Regions from separate parts of the Homo sapiens genome. Here region 2 is linked to region 1. A link is an interaction called in ENCODE POLR2A ChIA-PET data of the cell type or tissue named here. Cell type or tissue: A673. All regions are shown on one strand. Links, peaks and the distances in the headings refer to the core of each region. The heading gives the core; the rest is flanking DNA.

The links. ChIA-PET counts read pairs that join two places held together with the same protein. Peaks named below come from ENCODE experiments on the same cell type or tissue, not always from the same donor. Only the 100,000 strongest peaks of a DNase experiment are listed, where the experiment ranks them.
Region 2: POLR2A ChIA-PET joins it to region 1 with 8 read pairs; 6 of 35 experiments call an interaction of 5 or more read pairs at or near these places.

Annotation. Positions count from the first base shown.
Region 1 is chr20:4,020,254-4,030,411 of GRCh38, reverse strand. It overlaps the pseudogene FTLP3. Among named protein-coding and RNA genes, the nearest start is that of RNF24, 9.8 kb to the right of the region's middle. In A673, for the core only: a CTCF peak has its summit at 4,165; DNase peaks (open chromatin) are centred at 2,361 and 4,231; H3K27ac peaks cover 1,315 bases.
Region 2 is chr20:3,955,943-3,966,100 of GRCh38, reverse strand. It overlaps RNF24 (ring finger protein 24), which reads left to right. Exons shown (of 6, transcript NM_001134337.3): 2 at 2,077-2,226. The coding sequence starts at 2,084. Among named protein-coding and RNA genes, the nearest start is that of MIR103B2, 43 kb to the right of the region's middle. In A673, for the core only: no CTCF peak of the experiment used is centred there; no DNase peak of the experiment used is centred there.

The sequences.
Region 1 (10,158 bases), core at 2,340-7,339:
ATCCACAAAAGGAAAATTGGATAATTTAAACTTCATCAAAACTTTTACTCTGTGAAAGACCCTTTAAGCTGATGAAAAGACAAGCCACAGACTGAAAGAAAATATTTGCAAACCACATGTTTAACAAAGAACTATTATCTAGAATACATACAGAGCTCTCAAAACTCAAGGGGAAAAAAAATCCCACAAATAATCCACTTAGAAAATAGGCAAAAGATATGACCAGCCATTTCACTAAATAGAATATACAGATGGCAAATAGAGATAAGAAAAAAAAAGTTCACCATCAGTAATTACGTGAGAAATGCAAAGTAAAAACTACAATCAGTTATTACTACACACCTATCAGAATAGCTAAAATAAAAAGTTATGACAATAACAAATGCTGGTGAGAATGCAGAGAAACCAGATCACTCATACATTGCTGGTGGCAATGTAAAATGGCACAGCCACTCTGGAAAACAATTTGGTAGTTTCTTACAAAACTAAACATGCAACTTCCATGTGACTTAGCAATTGCACTCGTGGACATTTATCCCAGAGAAATTATATTCACACAAAAACCCATATACAAATGTTCATCACTATCTTATTGTGTTGACTCTTTGTAACACTTAAAACTGGACATGATCCAGATACTCTTCAAAAGGTGAATGGTTAAACAAACTGTGGAACATCCATACCCTGTAATACTACTCAGCAATAAAAAGGAACAAACTACTGATTCGTGCAACAATTTGGATGAATCTCCAGGGAAGTAGTATGCTGAGTAAACAAAGCCAGTTCTCAAAGGTTGCATACAGCATGATTTCATTTATATAATATTTTGAAAGGACAAAATTATACAGATGGAGAACCCTCATTCATAGTTGCCAGTTAGGGAAAAGGCGGGTCGGGAGGGAGGATGCAGGTGTGATTATAAAAGGGCAAGGCTGGGCGCAGTGGCTCGCGCCTGTTATCCCAGCACTTTGGGAGGCTGAGGTGGGCAGATCACGAGGTCAGGGGTTTGAGACCAGCCTGGCCAACATGGCGAAACCCCGTCTCTACTAAAAATACAAAAAATCAGCGGGGTGTGGTGGCACGTGGCTGTAGTCCCAGCTACTTGGGGGGCCAAGGCAGGAGAATCGCTTGAACCTGGGAGGCAGAGGTTGCAGTGAGCCAAGACCATGCCACCGCACCCCAGCCTGGGCGACAGAGCGAGACTCCGTCTCAGAAAAATAAATAAATAAATAAATATAAATAAATTAAAGGACATCACAAAAGATCCTTGTGGTGATTGAACTATTTTTTATCTCAACTATGGTGGTGATTACACGAATCTATACATATGATAATTGCATAGAATTAAATACATGCATACACACAAGTCCTATAAAACTAGGGAAAATGGAATAAGATTGACGTTATCAGTGTCAATCTCCTGGCTATGATACTATGGTATAGTTATGCAAGATGTTACCATTGGGGGAAACTGGGTGAAGGCTATACAGAATTGTTCTGTATTATTTCTTATAACTTCATGTGAATCTACCATTGTCTCAAAATTAAAAGTAAATTTTAAAGAAAGTTCATTAGAAAGAAACCTAGAGGAATATAGGTGTAGACAATATAACGGATTTGAAAGAATGCATTTGAGAGCAAGCATTCACCCACATATACAGAATAAATCCCCAAACTCAGTAGTAAGGAGAGTCACATGATGGTGGATGTCTAAGGAAAAGAGCTTGGGCCGGGTGTGGTGGCTCATGCCTGTAATCCCAGCAGCACTTTGGGAGGCTGAGGTGGGCAGATAACTTGAGGTCAGGAGTTTGAGACCAGCCTGACTAACATGGTGAAATCCCCATCTCTACAAAAAAATACAAAAAGTAGCCAGGCATGGTAGTGGACACCTGTAATCCCAGCTACTCAGGAGGCTGAAGCAGGAGAATTGCTTGAACCTGGGAGGCAGAGGTTGCAGTGAGTCAAGATTGTGCTACTGCGCTCCAGCCTGGGCAACTCTGTCTTGAAAAGAAGGAAGGGAGGGAGGGAGGGAGGAAGGGAGGAGGAAGGAAGGGAGGAGGAAGGAGGGAGGGAGGGAGAGAGGGAGGGGAGGGGAGGAAGGGAAAGACAGAAGAAGAGAGAAAGACAGAGAGATGAGAGAGGGAGAAGGAAGGAAGGGAGGGAGGGAGGGAGGGAGGGGGAAAGAGAGAAGGAGAGAGATGAGAGAAAGAGAGAGGGAGAAGGAAGGAAGGAGAGAGAGAAAGAGAGGAAGGAAGGAAGGAAGGAAGGAAGGAAGGAAGGAAGGAAAGAAGGAAGAAACCCATTCAGGTTTGGGGGATGTAAGTACAGTGAGAACCCTGGATAGAGCTTAGGGTGGCAGTTAGACTCCCAAATAGAGATAGCTGTGTGCACATGAGGCAGGTTGAGACAGCCTTGCCAGGGCTGCCAAGAGCCAGCAAAGTGTGGAAGTAAAAGAATGAGTTGTGCACACCTGAGAATAACCCAAAAATAAAGAAGTGCCTTAGATAATCTACTAAGTTCCCCTGGCCCAGCACAGGACCTTGGAATACACTGGGCGTCAAGAGGCACACAGGAGCGGCAGCCAGCCCCCAAGGAATCACACAATCCTGGGTGTGGCTGGAGCCAGCGAGGATTTCTGTGAGCTGACTGCCAGAGACAGGATACAAAGAATACACTGTGAGCTGACTGCCAGAGACAGGATACAAAGAATACATCTCAGTGGTAAACTAAAAGCTTTACCACCATGCAATATATCCATGTAACAAAACTGCACTTGTACATTTTAGATGTATAAAAAATAAGTTAATCGCAGGGCGCAGTGGCTCATGCCTGTAATCCCAACACTTTGGGAAGCCGAGGTGGGTGGGTCACCTGAGATCAGGAGTTCGAGACCAGCCTGGCCAACATGGCGAAACCCCGTCTCTACTGAAAATACAAAAATTAGCCAGGCATGGTGGCATATGCCTGTAATCCCAGCTACTCGGGAGGCTGAGGCAGGAGAATTGCTTGAACCCAGGAGGCAAAGGTTGCTGTGAGCCAAGATCGCGCCACTGCGCTCCAGCCTGGGCAACAGAGCAAGACTCCATCTCAAAAAAAAAAAGTTAATTTAAATATTAAATTTTCTTTAAAGAAGCAAAGAGACCCAACTGATAACACAGATAAATTTAAAACATAACATTCTGGCTGGGCGCAGTGGCTCACGCATGTAATCCCAGCACTTTGGGAGGCCAAGGCAGGTGGATTGCATGAGCCCAGGAGTTTGAGACCAGCCTGGGCAACATGGCAAAACCCCATCTCTACAAAAAATAATACCAAAATTAGCCAGGCATGGTGGCGTGTGCCTCTGGTCCCAGCTACATGGGGATCCTTGAGCCCTGGAGGTCAAGGCTGCAGTGAGCCATAATTGTGCCACTGCTCTCCAACTTGGGCTACAGGGCAAGACCCTGCCTGGAAAAAAAAAAAAAAAAAAAAAAACAAAGACATAACTTTCTGAATAATAGAACCTAAACAAATCAATTATTCTCATTATTCACAAGTTGGATTTAGCTTCTGTTATATCCTTTGTCTTTGCTTGAATTGAGTTTTGTATTAATAATCGAGGGATTGAATATGGACTGTATGAGCTTGTGCTATTTAAACATTAAGTTTTACATGCAAAGCACCCTTGTAAACCATAAATACAGTGAAAATCTAAGATAAATGTTTTTAAAAGTGCTTTGCCCATCCTATATATGAAAAGTAGCCTTTAAAATTGGCCTATTGAGAAGAAATCCAGGACTTTTCTCTCTTTATCCAGCAGAATGAATTTAAGAATTTATAGTATATATTTGCTTCCCTTCACATACAACAATAAAAATATTTGGGTTGGGTTGGAAGCAGCTGACGCTGCCAGTGTCTTACACATCACCCTTGGCATTCGCCCCTGCACATGGAAAGCTGCTTAATGTGAACATCTGTTGCTTTCTGCCTGGGGGCTTTTATTTCTAGTCACAGGAACATGCTTGGTCTGTGCACAGGGCAAGCCAGAAGTGCTGGAGAGTGAAGGCCCTAAGAAGTAGCACTCAACCACTGATGGACAGGGAGTTGGTAGATAAAAATCCCAGCTTTTTCGCTCCTTGGGCTGGATAGAGCTGAGATGTGTGCTCTGCACTGGATCCCAGAGTCTCCAGCAGGGTGAGCTTGTTTCCCACAGTGGTAGCTTGCTTGCTGACATATCCTGTATTGGCTTCTTTCCCTTCCCTGTCTCACTCCGCTAACTGGTGCTTCCTGAGATCACCTCCCACATAAACTACTTGCACTTGAATTCTTGTCTTAGCATCTGCTTTGGGAGAGAACTGAAAACAAGATCAGTGGTAATTGCTGGTTAGTGCATAAAACTAAATGCACTGTGTTAAATGAAAGAAACCAGATCTGAAAGGCTTCATACTGTATGACTGCATTTATCTAACGTTCTAGAAAAGGTAAGACTATAGGGAGGGAGAAAAGGTCAGTGGTTGACAGGGTTAAGGGGGAGGCAAGAGGCTGACTGCAAAGGGGAGCTATGAGAGATTTTTGGGGGGTGATGCAACTGTTCTGTAGCATGACTGTGGAGGTAGTTACATGACTCTGCATTTTCAAAAGCCATATAACCGTATACAGTGCCATGAAGAATACATGTCACTAAGGCACAATAGCCTTAAAAATACATGTAATTCACTTAGCCTATCCTTGACATGTAGAGAGGATAATCCTGAGATCCAGGGAGGAAAAATGACATACCCAGATCTTATACCTACTTCAAGAGTAAGTCAGGACTAGAACCCAAGCCTCAACAGTATTAGGCCAGTCCTCTTTCCAACAGTATGTGGGATCTCTGTCCTTTATCTAATTTACCTCAAAAGTCTGTGCTTCTAACAAAAAGTGGCTATAAAGATGGCAATATGACAGTAGTCACTTTGGTGATGACAGTCTTTAACATATCTATCTCTTGAGTCTCTCTGCTCCAATCCTCCAAGTTTCATCATCTCAGCCTCATAGGGATTCCTCATCCCTCTCCCCTGTGTTGGATCTCCCATTTCCCACATGTTGTGTCTTTTTCTTTGGGTTACTCCCTTGGTTTGGTGGAGCACATCCTTAAATTACTTCCCAGAAAAGGAAACATGGGATGTGCATATCTGAAATTGTCTTCATTCCACTCATTTCTTGATTGTTTCACTGTATATAGAATTCTAGATTGGAAACAATTTTTCTTCAGAATTTTGAAGATATTACTCTAGTATTCTACCTTCCAGTGTTGCTGGAACAATTCCAGTGAAGAGAAGTCTGGAGCCATGCTGATTCTTAAGACTTAGTATATGACTTATTCTTTTATTTGTTCAAGCTTGTGGAATCATCTCTTTATCCTTAGGGCTGTGAAATTTCACAATTATGTGCCTTGGTTAAACTAGGCAAACGGTGAGCCCTTTTGACCTGGCAATTTATGTTTTTCAATTTGGGAAATTTTTCTTGAATTATCACATTGATGATTTCCTTCCCTCCTTTTCTGAAATGCTTGTTATTCAGATGTTAAACCTTTTGGACTATTCCCCCTACATTCCTCATCTTTTCTTTCCTGTTTTTCATTGTTTTGTCTTTCAGATCTATTTTCTGTGAGATATTCTAGACATTTTTCTCAAGCCATCCATTGAATTTTTCATTTCTGCTGTTGTGTGTATGTGTGTGTATGTGTGTGTGTTTATTTTAAAGCTTATTTTTTGTTTCTTGTCTCAAAATAGCATCTTATTCTTGTTTCATGGGTGTAATATCACCTCTTATTCTTTTTTTTTTTTTTTTTTTTTTTTTTTTTGCATCAGAAAGCCTTATTTCCATTTGGTCCAAGGCTTGTTAGGGTAGTTAAGAAAGCTGCCTATTGGCTGGAGGGAGAGGCTTAGGCAGAAGCCCTATTACTTTGCAAGGGGCCCTTCAGAAGTCGCTGGGCTCATAAGGCTCTTAGACGTGCTTGAGAGTGAGCCTTTCGAAGAGATACTCGCCCAGCCCAGCCTCTGGGCCTCCCAGCCTGTGGAGGTTCGTCAGGTGGTCACCCATCTTCTTGATGAGCTTCACTTCCTCATCTAGGAAGTGAGTCTCCAGGAAGTCACAGAGATGGGGGTCCATGTGGGCAGAATCCAGGGCATGAAGATCCAAAAGGGCCTGGTTCAGCTTTTTCTCCAGGGCCATGGCAGCTTTCATGGCATCTGGGGTTTTACCCCACTCATCTTCAGCTGGCTTCTTGATGTCCTGGAAGAGAGCGCGGCCGCCACGCTGGTTTTGCATCTTCAGGAGACGCTCGTAGCCCTCGCGCTTCTCCTCGGTCAATTCGCGGAAGAAGTGGCTCACGCCTTCCAGAGCCGCATCATCGCGGTCGAAATAGAAGCCCAGAGAGAGGTAGGTGTAGGAGGCCTGCAGGTACAAATTGACCAGGCTGTTGACGGCTGCCTCCACGTCGGTGGAATAATTTTGACGAATCTGGGAGCTCATGGTTGGTCGCCAAGAAGGAGCTAACGACAAAAACGGTGCTGGCAGGTCCCAGAAGCAGGAGATAGCCGAGAAGATGGTCCCGGAGGTTGCAAGTGGAGAGGAAATTGGAGGGCGGTCGGAGGCTGGAAGACCGTCCCCGGATCTGTTCCGTCCAAACACTGTTGAAGCAAGAGACAGACCCACTGGACCGCCGAACTGCCTATCACCTCTTATTCTTAAAAATAAATCTTGGTTTCCTCCAACTTGCCTTTTTCTGTTTATTTTAATTATTAGTTTGCTTGCTTGTTTTGACTTGTTTTTATTGTTATTTATTTTCTATCTTCCATGTTAGCAGCTTTCCTCAGATATTTGGTAATCTGGTAATCTACAGTAGATGTTATTGGTGTTCTGCCCATACCTTCAGCTGCTATAAATCTCGGTCATAAATAGACCAGAGCTGCCACTTTATCTAAAGAATTGTCCTCAAGTAGGAACTACCTTGCCTGGGAATTCATGGCTTCCTCCCTGGCAGCCCACAGCCAGTGATTGATCAATATATGGATACAAAAGCTGGCCCTCTTGCTTCAAGGTGAGATCAACCCTGTGGTGCAATTCATGCTCCAGGGCTCCCTGTGGGTCAGACTGAGGCTAGACTCCAGCCAAGACCACATCCTTGCTCAGTTCCTTTCCATGCTCTTTCTGGAGGTGGAAAAAGGAGCTTCTTCTGAGGGCCCGCCCGCAATAAATCGCATGCATCTGAATCTGCATCACAGCTTCTGTTTCTAGGGAACCTAAGACATAATCTTTAGCTCTCTGCTCTTGATTAAGAGTAAAGGACTATGAAAAACCCTGAGTGCAGGAACTGGGCTTGTCAACTGTGATTCACCGTAGGGAGACATGGATGGTCGTTTACTGGAAATCTGAATGCCAGTATCCTTCATTCTTTCCCTTTTGGCTGGTCAGAGTGCTCAGAGAAGAGAGGTGGAGAGTAGCTGCCAGTGATTTGGGAAGTGATCAGAGAAGAAAGCTGAGGTTCTCAGCATGCAGTGAGGAAATAGTCACTTAACGCCCCTGTTCTCCACATGCCACCTTTGTCCTCAGCCACGCCTGGTGCCCCAGCCCAGAGATCCTCCTTTTTACTCTCTCCGGAGGTGAAATCTCCAGCCCTCTGCCTGATGAGAGAGAGAAACCTGCTGCTCGGAGAGTGGAAGAGGGGAACTAAGATTTTAACTGCTTCCCAATCACCTTTCACCCAGTTATCCTGATTCTTTGGCTTGCCCAGTACCAGAGATATCTAGGACTGCCAATTCCCATTTTTTTTTCTGTTTTTCTTTCTTTCCCCACCCCCCCTTGGATTTTGCCATGAAAATAGGGCTACTCTTAACTTTCCCTGGGTTTCAGCTTTCTTGGGGCTGCTGAGTCGATTACCACTCACCCATCTGTTTTCTATCTTCCAACTTATTTTTCCCCCACTATTGTCTACTCTGTTCTCTCTGTCCTCATGAGTTTGTGTCTTTAAACAAAATCCCTTTATAATAGTTTTAGTGAGTTTTGGGAGGAGCAAAAGTAGATGGGTGGATTCAATGCACCATCTTAACCTGGAAAAAAACTCCAATGGTATTAGGGAGATGTCTCCTCCCTGCATTCCCCTCCTTGTGAGCCCCTTTGGATGACAGACAGGCAAGTGAGAAACTAAGTAATGGAACCAAAGGCCTGGGATGGAAGCCGTGTCTCCCCATGGACAATGCTGTTCCACTACAGAATCCAAGCTTCTTCCCTCAGTCATGGCCTGAGTCAGCCTTTGAGGGAATAAAGGGCTGGAGTCCAGATTATGATGGCGTAGGTTGGAAGGGTAGGAAGCCAAGAAAAACTAAGGAAGCCTGCCTGGAGGAAGCACTGCAGCAGCAGGAAAAGCAGAAGATACAGAGTCTCTTTATCTGCATGGTGTCCTTATCTCCCAAATGAGAGAATTCATCTCTTCCAACTCTGCATCTATGACTCTGTGGGGATAAAAGTCACTCCAGAAAGCCTGTCTGCTTTCTTGCCCTGTTCCTCTTTCCCGTCTGTTGCTTTGGGATGAGGTGATAATGATTGGGAACTATTTGGGTAGATTGGATAGGTTGAAATGGAGGAAAAAGAAAACCAGCATAGTTCCTTTTTCCTAGAATGAGTTATGGGCAAAGATATATCATTCCACTTTATTCCTTTCTCTTTAAAGCTCAGGCCTAACAGAACCTAGCAGAGAGAAAAGGCAGTGATATAATTGGCTGGGGGAAATTGGAGGGGCAGAAGCTGTGATGATGGTGGTAGCCAAATGGTGGTCACAGCTGTGGGGGTTGTGTAATCAATAACTGGAGGAGCTTAGCAGAGCGGCTTGCTTTGTTCCATAGATGTAACTTGAAAGTACCCTCTGGGAGGCTGAGCTGGGCAGATCACTCAAGGCCAGGATTTTGAGACCAGCCTGGCCAACATGGCAAAACCCTGTCTCTACTAAGAATACAAAATTTAGCTGGGCATGGTGGCACACGCCTGTAATCCCAACTATTCAGGAGGCTGAGGCACAAGAATCACTTGAACAACCAGGAGGCAGAGGTTGCAATGAGTCTAGATGGCGCCACTGCACTCCAGCCTGGGTGACAAGAGTGAGACTCTGTCTCAAAAAAAGAAAAGAAAAGAAAAGAGGGCCAGGCGCGGTGGCTCATGCCTGTAATCCCAGCACTTTGGGAGGCCAAGGCAGGTGGATCACGTGAGGTCGGGAGTTCAAGACCAGCCTGACCAACATGGAGAAACCCCGTCTCTACTAAAAAAATACAAAATTAGCCAGGCATGGTGGCGCATGCCTGTAATCCCAGCTACCTGAGAGGCTGAGGCAGGAGAATCTCTTGAACCCGGGAGGCGGAGGTTGCAGTGAGCTGAGATCATGCCACTGCACTCCTGCCTGGGCAACAAGAGCGAAACTCCGTCTCAAAAAAAAAAAGAAAAGAAAAGCAACCAAGACACTGAAGTCAGTGGAGAAATACTCTGGCCTCCTGGTCATCCAGGCAGACAATGCTGAGGGCTGTTCTACAAGGTTTCTCAGTGGACGCCAAGCCAGACTGAGCCTCAGTTGCCCATGGCAGTAACTGGCCCATCAGCATACCTTACTGTTGGCTTCTCTCCCTTTCACAGCTTGCTTTCCCCATTTCTTCACTCTTATTTCCTGGAATCACCTCCCAAGTAAATTACCTACATCCAAGCCCTTGTCTTAAGATCTGTTCTTGGGAGAATCCACGCTGAGATGGGTATCCTCCAATCTAAAAGTGAGTCTGAGCAGGTTGTTCCACCCCTGGGAAATAGTGCTTCCAGTCTCCTGCATGTGTGGCTGGTCTCAGCTAAAAAGCTCCCACATGAGATCTTGAGAACATTTATATTTTCAGGAGTTCTGGGTGATTGGGCTTGTGTGTGCCAGAAAGGCAACGGGGCTTGTTGGTGGCTGGGTAAACAGAATCCCAGGTTCCCACCTCCTTCGCTGGCTTGTGGGTGGACACACAGCCAGTCCTAAAGGTACCATGCACACAGAAACCTACGCTTTCTCCCCAACTCTTGCTGTTTCACAGTCTTGCACACACATTCTGCATTAAGAAGCAATTCCGGTGGCTCATGCCTGTAATTCCAGCACTTTGGGAGGCCGAGGCGGGTGGATCT
Region 2 (10,158 bases), core at 2,377-7,376, 64 kb after region 1:
TGCAGTGGAGCAATCTTGGCTCACTGCAACCAACCACCTCCCTGGTTTGAGCGATTCCCCTGCATTAGCCTCCTGAGTAGCTGGGATTACAAGTGTGTGCCACCACGCCCAGTTAATTTTTGCATCTTTAGTAGAGACACATTGTCGCCATGTTGGCCAGGCTGGTCTCGAACTCCTAACCTCAGGTGATCCACCCACCTCAGCCTCCCAAAGTGCTGGGATTACAGGTGTGAGCCACTGCACCTGGCCTAATCCCTTATTTTCTAAGGTGAGAGATATTTTACCAAGCCAGTCTTGTCTGGGGAGGGATATTTCTAAGGGATTAAAGGACAGCCATCTAAGTCTTGGCTATAACAAGGGTCATCAAGTGAGGCCCTGTCAGCAATATGAAAGTTAAGAGCTGAGTTTTGTGCCCTGTAATTTTCTAATAGCTCCACAGCGTATGTGCTATGTATATTTGGTAAAGCACTCCTTAACTACATCCTTCCTTCCCTTCGTAAGAAGATCTGAATGTAGGAAAAAGGAAATTAAATATGTATTTGAGTAAAAGCACTTGCTCTAACTGAGCCAACCCAGAAAATGGCCAAAGGTTCAAAATTAAATATTACCCATTATTTATGTTTGGAAGCTGTCAGAGAAGAATTTACATGGGATGAAGTTGTTCTTTGCAGGTACTGACTTCCTGATATATGTTACTAGAGACTGGAAACTAATCATAAGATTTAGATTTCAGATACAGCCAGTTAGCATCTCAGTGGTGTCAACAGTATAAATATACTCTTCTGGGAACCTACAAGAAAACTAAAAATCTGTGAACACATTTTTAATTTACCATGCATAAATAAAAGTAGAAGTTTTCTTTGCTTGGTAGAGTTTTGTTTGGGTTTGGATTTGTAGTATTCATAGTTATAATTCCATTGTCAATCTTTGGTCTTAATAAGCAGGCCTGGCAGGAACTCTTTATTTTGTAAGGAATCAAAATGACAAACTACAGCTTATCACTTACAGGAGAGGCATCCTTTATCTGTGGAATTTTAACTGTAGTAATCAGTAAGTATTCTCAAACAAACTGACAGAAATAGTCCTTTTTTTTAATGTTTAAACAACACTTACTGTTTCTGATTATAAAAGTAACACATGAGCAAGGCAGTGGAGCATATGGACTGAGACTGCTGAGTTTGGAGTTGGAGAGGCTCTGGCTGTGTACATACCGGGTCAGTCATGGCCATGGGACCAGAACTGTCTAAGCTTCAGTTTCCTTGTGTATAGAATGGGGAGAAATTGGCCGGGCACAGTGGCTCATGCCTATAATACCAGCACTTTGGGAGGCCAAGTAGGGATGATTGCTTGAGCCCACGAGTTCAAGACCAGCCTAGGCAACATGCTATCTCTACAAAAAAATTTTTAAAAATTAGCTAGGTGTGGTGGCACGCGCCTGTAGTCCTAGCTATTTGGGAGGCTGAAGTGGAAGAATTGCTTGAGCCCGGGAGATTAAGACTGCAGAGAGCTGAGATCACACCATTGCACTCCAGCCTGGGGTGACAGAATGAGACCCTGTCTCAAAAGAAAAAAAAAATTACTTGAAAATGTTTTCATGACCCTTTAATACTATAACATATGACTATATAATTAATCATATTTCCTTGTGAGATATCTCAGTTATTTCTAATATTTTACCATTATAAATATTGTTACTTCAAGGGTTGAGTTATTAGGTTAAAGGCTAAAGAGTTTGAAGAATCTTAAAACTTTTTTTCTTTTTGCACTTCTCTGAGGTTGAACATTTTCATGTTTATTAATTACTGGCATTATTTTAGTGAAATGCCTTTTAGTGAATAAATGCAACTTGCAAAGCTTTTTATATTGGATCTCCAGTCTCTGAAATAGTGCCAGGTACATAATACTCAGTAAATATTTGGCATGGTGAATGAATGAATGAATGGCAAGAATATTAACACTTTGTCTACCATATTTGTTTCAGATGAGGTCATTGTGCCTCTATACGTGCACAATGATAATGCTGTCTTGGTTCTTAGTCTTTACCTATTTTTTTTCCATTCTTTTCTTCCCCCACAGTTCATCCATGAGCTCGGATTTCCCACATTACAACTTCAGGATGCCTAATATTGGATTCCAGAATCTGCCTCTCAACATATATATTGTGGTTTTTGGTACTGCTATATTTGTCTTCATCCTTAGTTTACTCTTCTGTTGCTACTTGATTAGGTAACCAATTTTCATTCTATGTTACTTCAAAATATGTTAAATAATCAATAATCAAGTTTCTGTCCTCAGATTTTTTTTAAAATGAAGTATGATAATTGGCAAATTTTTAAAAAATTAAGATGGCTTACCGTTTTAATCTGTGCATTAGTAATCAGTAAAACACCTTTATATGATCTTCAATCTTATCTACTGATGAAGTGTTTTACTCTGTAGGAGAAAATTGTCCTTATTTATTTTTCTGCCCTTCTACCTGGTAAACAGATACACGTATGTCATTGTCTATCTCCAAGATTTAATCTACTCTCACAGAGATTTCAAAATTGCTTTTCAAGGTGTGGCTTCCTTGTTAGCTAAGGTCATTAGGTATCAGAAAAGTAGGGAAGGCTGGGCGCAGTGGCTCATGCCTGTAATCCCAGCACTTTGGGAGGCCCAGGCGAGTGGATCACCTAAGGTCGGGAGTTCTCGACCAGCCTGGCCAACATGGTGGAACTCCGTCTCTACCAAAAATACAAAAATTAGCTGGGCGTGGTGGCTCATGCCTGTAATCCCAGCTACCTGGGAGGCTGAAGCAGGAAAATCACTGGAACCCAGGAGGTGGAGGTTGCAGTGAGCCAAGATCGTGCCATTGCACTCCAGCCTAGGCAACAGAGCGAGACTCTGTCTCAAAAAATAAAATAATAAAGAAACATAGGGGATGCTCCTTATATCTCATAGATATGTTGACTGCTTATGACTTTTATTTCTTCCTCCAAATTAATTAAATACTTGAGACAAATATAATTGTAATCTACAGAAAAAACCTTTATAAAACCTGTTTATTTCCAGAAATTCCTTTTTCTGACATTTCTATTAAACTATTATTAAAATAATTAGATCAGCCAGGTGCAGTGGCTGACGTCCAAAATCCCAACACTGGGAGGCTGAGGTGGGCGGATTACCTGAGGTCGGGAGTTCGAGACCAGCCTGGCCAACATGGTGAAACCCAGTCTCTACTAAAAATACAAAAATTAGCGAGGTGTGGTGGTGGGCACCTGTAATCCCAGCTACTTGGCAGGAGAATCCCTTGAACCCGGGAGGGAGAGATTGCAGTGAGCCAAGATCGTGCCATTGCAGTCCAGCCTGGACAACAAGAACAAAACTCCGTCTCAAAAAAAAAAAAAAATAGTTTGATCACAGTGTTCTAGGACAATGGGATATAAATATCATCCAAAAATGTAATTAAGAGTAAAAAGTTTAGCACTGTGTAAAGTAACTGTTAACTGAAGAAGTCCCAAAAAAAGTACTGCCACTTTTAAGTTCTAGACTTGGGGTGTTTGTAATTGTAAACACCAAAGCATTTGTGTTTGTCTATTTGTAGACAAGCACCTTCCTTAGTGGAAAGAAAAAAAAATGAGGTACATATATGTAAATACTTGCTGCAGCATTTAATATATTTTTGTGTTACACTTTTTGTTGCATCGTAAACACATTTATTATTACCAATGGACAATGAGTTCTTTATTGTTATTATTATTATTATTTGAGATGGGTTCTCACTCTGTTACCTAGGTTGGAGTGCAGTGGCACAGTCTCTGCTCACTACAGCTTTCCTCCTAGGCTCAAGTGATCCTCCCACCTCAGCATCCCAAGTAGCTGGGACTACAGGTGCCTGCCACCACACCTGGCCAATTTTTTTTGTATTTTTGGTAGAAATGGGGATTTGCAATGTTTCCCAGGCTGGTCTGAAACTCCTGAGTTCAAGCAATCCACCCGCCTCAACCTCCCAAAGTGCTGGGATTACAGGGGTGAGCCACCACATCTGGCTAGACAATGAGTTAAGACTGTTCAACTAGTTCAGATTTTTACATCTCTTTCTAGCAAGAAAAGACAAGGTTTTGTGTGTTTATACAAATGTTAATATTACTGCAATTCCAATATAATAAAGCACTCAAATATAAATTAATAATAGTTTGATAAACATTATGTAAATATTCAGCATTTTTTAAAATTAGAGAATTAGCCATAGCATATATAGGACCTCAGAATATAAAAATATGGTTTTTTTTTCAGACTTACTAGTTTTTTTTGATAATTCCTCTACGAATGTTGATTTAACTTAGAAATATGTAAATTTAATATTCAAAACCAAATTATTTTTTAAAGAGGCAAAAAATATAAAAATATAACAAAATGTAAAAAAAAGAAAATGTTATTAAGGGAGGGTTATCATATGTAAAATATTTAATTCTAAAATATATAGCTCATAATATAGTTTTCATTACTATGTCAAAGAATTAAGTAAGCCTTTAACTTTAAACAAACAAAAACCCACTAATGTACCAATTTGTGATTCTGGGCAAAGTTTTTGAAAAGTAAGTTATGAAACACCCTTTTACCTCATTGTATTCCTTTTAATAATCAAGCAAATAAGTAAAGTGATAATGAAAAAATAATGATATGTACTTAATTTTATCCTTTTGTATCTTTTTTTTTTTTTTCAAGATAGTGTCTCACTCTGTCACCCAGGCTGGAGTGCAGTGACATGAGGCTCACCAAAGCCTCAACCTCCTAGCACAAGTGATCCTCCCATCTCAGCCTCCTGAGTAGCTGGGACTCTAGACACCCACCACCACACCCAGCTAATTTTTTTATTTTTTGTAGAGACGAAGTCTCAGTATGTTTTCCAGACTGGTCTCCAACTCTTGGGCTCAAGCAGTCCTCCCAGCTCTGCCTCCCAAAATGCTGAAATTATAGGCATGAGCCACCACACCCAGCCTTATCCTTTTTTATAATCAGCCTAACAGGCCGGGTGCAGTGGCTCATACCTGTAATCTCAGCACTTTGGGAGGCCAAGGCAGGCGGATCACTTGAGGTCAGGAGTTCAAGACCAGCCTGGCCAACAAGTGAAACACCATCTCTACTAAAAATACAAAAATTAGTTGGGTGTGGTGGCACACGCCTGTAGTCCCAGCTAATCGGGAGGCTGAGGCATGAGAATCGCTTGAACCCTGGAGGCAGAGGTTGCATTGAGCCAAGATTGTGCCACACTCTACCCTGTCTCAAAAAAATAAAAATTAAAAAATTTAAAAATAAGCTAACAAAGCAAAGAAATTAGGATCTGTTACACTAAAATTGAATTATCATGTTTAATCAGAAATGTTCAAACATTTCTAAACTTCATTTACTAGTCATTGGTACGATTGTTTTTTGTTTTGTTTTGTTTTGTTTTGAGATAGAGTCTTGCTCTGTCACCAGGCTGGAGTGCAGTGGTGCAATCTTGGCTCACTGCAAGCTCTGCCTCCCAGGTTCACGCCATTCTCTTGCCTCAGCCTCCCGAGTAGCTGGGACTACAGGCGCACGCCACCACGCCCAGCTAAATTTTGTATTTTTAGTAGAGATGGGGTTTCACCATGTTGGCCAGGATGTTCTAGATCTCTTGATCTTGTGATCCGCCTGCCTCAGCCTCCCAAAGTGCTGGGATTACAGGCATGAGCCACCGCGCCTGGCCAATTTTTAAAATTTAATCATGAGGTAAGGAGCTTTCCTTTGTGATGATCCTAATTTGTTACCTTTAACACTTCAAATGGTAAATTGGGATTTAACAAGTCTTTGCAGTTAATCTAGAGATCTGTGGAGTCAGCTCCTCCAGAATTACCCTAGCTCATTTTTTATGATAACCTAAGCTCTCCAGCACCTTCCCAGGAGGTTCTTCTGTTCTCCAGAGAGCTCCCTCCAGTCACCACCACTGGACTCATCAGAACCATAGGAAGACTATAACTTAGGTCTAAACAAGACAGTCACTACCAACCACAGTCTTACACAGGATTGTAGTATAGAATGTGCTGACTATGGTAGGGCTGTGAACAGGGCACTACTGGAGCACAAAAGAAGGGCATCTTACCTTGCTAAGAAAGATCCTGTTTTATAATGAATTATATAATATTCTAATTTATGTTTGTTCATATTTTTTCCCTGATGGTTATTTGTTGTGTTTGTTATATCTCAAACACTCAGAATCGTGCCTGGCACGATATTAAGCACTCGATAAGTATTTGCTGGGTGAATGAATGAACGGTTCCCTAGTAGGAAGTCATTAGATATGCCTAAAACTAAAAAATCAAGAAGTACCAACACAGGCAAGTTATTTAGAAACATGAAAGTCAGGATCAAAATAGTGAGCTAAAGGGGGAAAAAATGGGTTATCTCTTGAGAAGAGGGCAGAGGACTGCTGATTTTTTGTTATTAACCCTGTAGAGCCACATATGACAACATATGTAACTTGGATAAAATTATAAACAAAAAATAGAGGGGTGATGCATACCCCAGTTACCCTGATTTGATCATTATACGTTGTATGCTTGTATCAAAATATTACATGTACCCCATAAATAGTACAATTATTGTGTATTATGTTTTAATAATACTCAAAAATAAATTTTGAAGAATACAGGGAAATTTTGGGGCTACAGTTATTATGAGGTCATGAACCAAGATAATGACAGTAGATCTAGAAAAGATGTTGTGGTTGTAAGAAATACTTGGGAGGTGAAAATAAACAGAAATTAATGACTGGACATTAAGGACAGAAGGGGTTTAGAATCTTTCTTGGACTTCTGGCTTAGGCAGCTGGGTAGATAGCAATCCCTTCCGAGAGATAGAAAATGAATGGGCACATTTTAAGTGAAAAGATGATAGATTCCATTTCAGAGATGGGGGTCTGAAGATGTTTAATACTTAGTTGGATGTGTAGCTCTAAAGCTTGTGAGAAGTCTGATCTGGAAATAGGAGGTCATGTAATTAATAGGTAGAAGCTGAAGCCAGGAGTGTTGCCTAGAGAGAATGTGTATAGTAAAATAAAATGGGCCCAGGGCAGAATCCTAAGGAAACATTGATATTTAAGAGGAGCCCTTAAAAGAGACTGAGAAGGGATAGCAGGAGATAAGAGGAAAATCGAGGCTGGGAATGGTGGCTTACGCCTATAATCCCAGCACTTTGGGAGACCGAGCTAGGTGGATCACCTGAGGTTAGGAGTTTGAGACCAGCCTGGCCAACATGGTGAAACCCCATCTCTATTAAAAATATAAAAATTAACCAGGCGTGGTGTCACATGCCTGTAATCCCAGCTACTCAGGAGGCTGAGACAGGAGAATCGCTTGAACCCAGAAGGTGGAGGTTGCATTGAGCTGAGATTGCGCCACTGCACTCCAGCCTGGGCAACAGAGCAGACTCCATCTCAAAACAAACACACACAGGGGCACAGAATATTGTGAGAAAGATGCCCTACAAGTAGTGTTTCAATGGATTGAGTCAATTATGTCAGCTGCCAACAAAGAGGATAACAATTGAAAAGTTCACATTACATTTGACAATAAGGTTTTGCATCCTTAATCTTTGGTAGAAAAATTTCAGTAGCATAGGGAAAGGGATGGTAGAGGCTATAATGGGGCAAAACCTGGCTAGTAGGTGAAAGTGGATACAAGGAATATAACTCTGTCTTTGAAGAACCTTGGCTGGAAAAGATTAGGTTGAGGGGAGGAGTTGCTGTAGAATCAAGGAAGTATTTTAGTGCTGGGTTTTTTTGTAAGATAGAGATTTTGGTATGTGTATGCATATATTAAGGAGAATGAGCCAATTGTGGAAGATTTATAAGAAAGAATAAATCATAGAGGTGAAAAGAGACACACATAAGAGAGATAGCAATATTATTCCTAAGCAGGAGAACACCTTTTCCTAAGACAGAGATGAGGGTAGCTGTAGAAAACAAAATATATTGTAGCCATGTGGAGCTGGGAGTGAGAAAGCTTGCATACATCACAGCCCCCTTTATTTGTGTAGTAAAAAATTGACAGTTGAAAATTATAGGGGAGGAAGTGATAGGGTAACACTTAAAGAGAGTGGCAAGGGTTTGAAAGAACCACTGCATGAAAGCTTAGGATACTGAGCATGAATAGATAGAAGGATTAGAGAGCAATGTGGAGAATCAGGCTGAGACTGGAGACCACAAATTTGCAGTGGCCATAAGCTACACGGTTTTATCATTTCTCTAGCACTGTTCAGCATTGTTAATCATGCCTTCTTAAATACTTTTTAGATATCTATTTAGCAGTGCAAAATAAAATAGTGCAATGTAAAATATTAGATAATTAATGGGAGTTAGAGTAATGGAGGAATCAAATTAACTTCATAGAATGAAGTTAATTTAAGGGAGAACTTTCTAGAAGGGATGAATTTTGAGCCACAGATGGAAGAAAAAGGTGAGCACAAATTGATCCATGCTGTAGCTGGAAGTAACAAGTTCAGTTTTGGGAAAACATGCAGATCTAATTAAAAGATTCAAACAAGCAAAATGAATTAACAAATAAAGCCTCATTTTAATGACTTCTAATGGAATTCATTTTATTTATTTTTTATTTTTATTATTATTATTTTTTTTTTTTTGAGACAGGGTCTCAGCCTGTCACCCAGGCTGGAGAGCAATGTCATGATCATAGCTTACTGCAGCCTCAACCTCCCAGGCTCAAGCAATCCTACCTCAGCCTCTCAAGTAGCTGAGACTATAGGCACACGCCATCATGCCTGGCTAACTTTTTTTCTTTTTTTGAGACAGTCTTGCTCTGTCACCCAGGCTAGAGTACAGTGGCATGATCTCAGCTCACTGCAACCTCCGCCTCATGGGTTCAAGCAATTCTCCTGCCTCAGCCTCCCGAGTAGCTGGGATTACAGGCGTGTACCACCATGCCTGGCTAATTTTTGTATTTTTAGTAGAGACAGGGTTTCACCATGTTGGCCAGGCTGATCTGATCTGGAACTCCTGACCTCAAATGATCCACCCGCCTCGGCCTCCCAAAGTACTGGGTTTACAAGCATGAGCCACTGAGCCCAGCTGATGCCCAGCTAATTTTTCAATTTTTTGTAGAGACAGAGTCCCACTATGTTCCTCAGCCTGGGCTTGAGTGATCCTCCCACCTCAGCCTCCCAAAGTGCTGGGATTACAGGCATAAGCCACCATGCCCGGTCCATTTTATTTCTTTAGGTGAAAATAGTTTCTTTATGTGAAAATGGTATTTTTTCATGTAAAGAAATAAAATGTAAAACAAGCAAAAACCCTATAAGGATATAGATTATTTGAACTACATAATTAATAAACTTATGAGAAAGCTATAGCTTTAAATTCATATATTAGGCAAGAAAGACTAAAACCAATGAGCAACGTTTTCATGGAGCTAAAATAAAAGGCCAGTTAAACCCAAGAAAAAATAAAAGGAAGAAAGTAAAAAAGCTAAGCACGATATCAATGAACTAGAAAATAAATGTATAATAGTAAAAATTATTGAGACCAAAGCTGGTTCTTTGGAAAATTAATAAAATTGTTAAATCTCTAGAAAAACTAATCAGGAAAAAGAGGAAAGAAAATATACATTATAAAATATAATTTACTAAAATATAAATTACTAATATCACTAATGAAAAAGGGACATTATTACAAATCCTATAAACATTAAAAGGTCACAAAGAATATTATGCATTTATGGCAATAAACTTGAAATTTTGGGTGAATTACATAGATTCCTAACAAAAAAAGAGGTGTATCAAAACTGACACAAGAAAGGGCATTTATTAAAAAAAAAAAAACACACACACAACTTAACATTGTACTTTCTGGTAATAGACGGAAAGCTTTCCCCTAAGATCAGAACACAATAAGAATGCCCACTTTACCACTACTGTTCAGCATTGTACTGGAAGTTCTAGCCAGAACAATTAGGCAAGAAAAAGAAATAGAAGGCATCTAACTAGAAAGAAGTAACTATCTCCATTTGCAGATGATATGATCCTATACAGAGAAAATCCCGTAGGATCCACACACACACAAAAAAAACTACTGGAACTAATAAATTCAGCAAACTTTCAGAGTCTAAGATCAATACACAAAAATCAGTTGTGTTTCTGTGC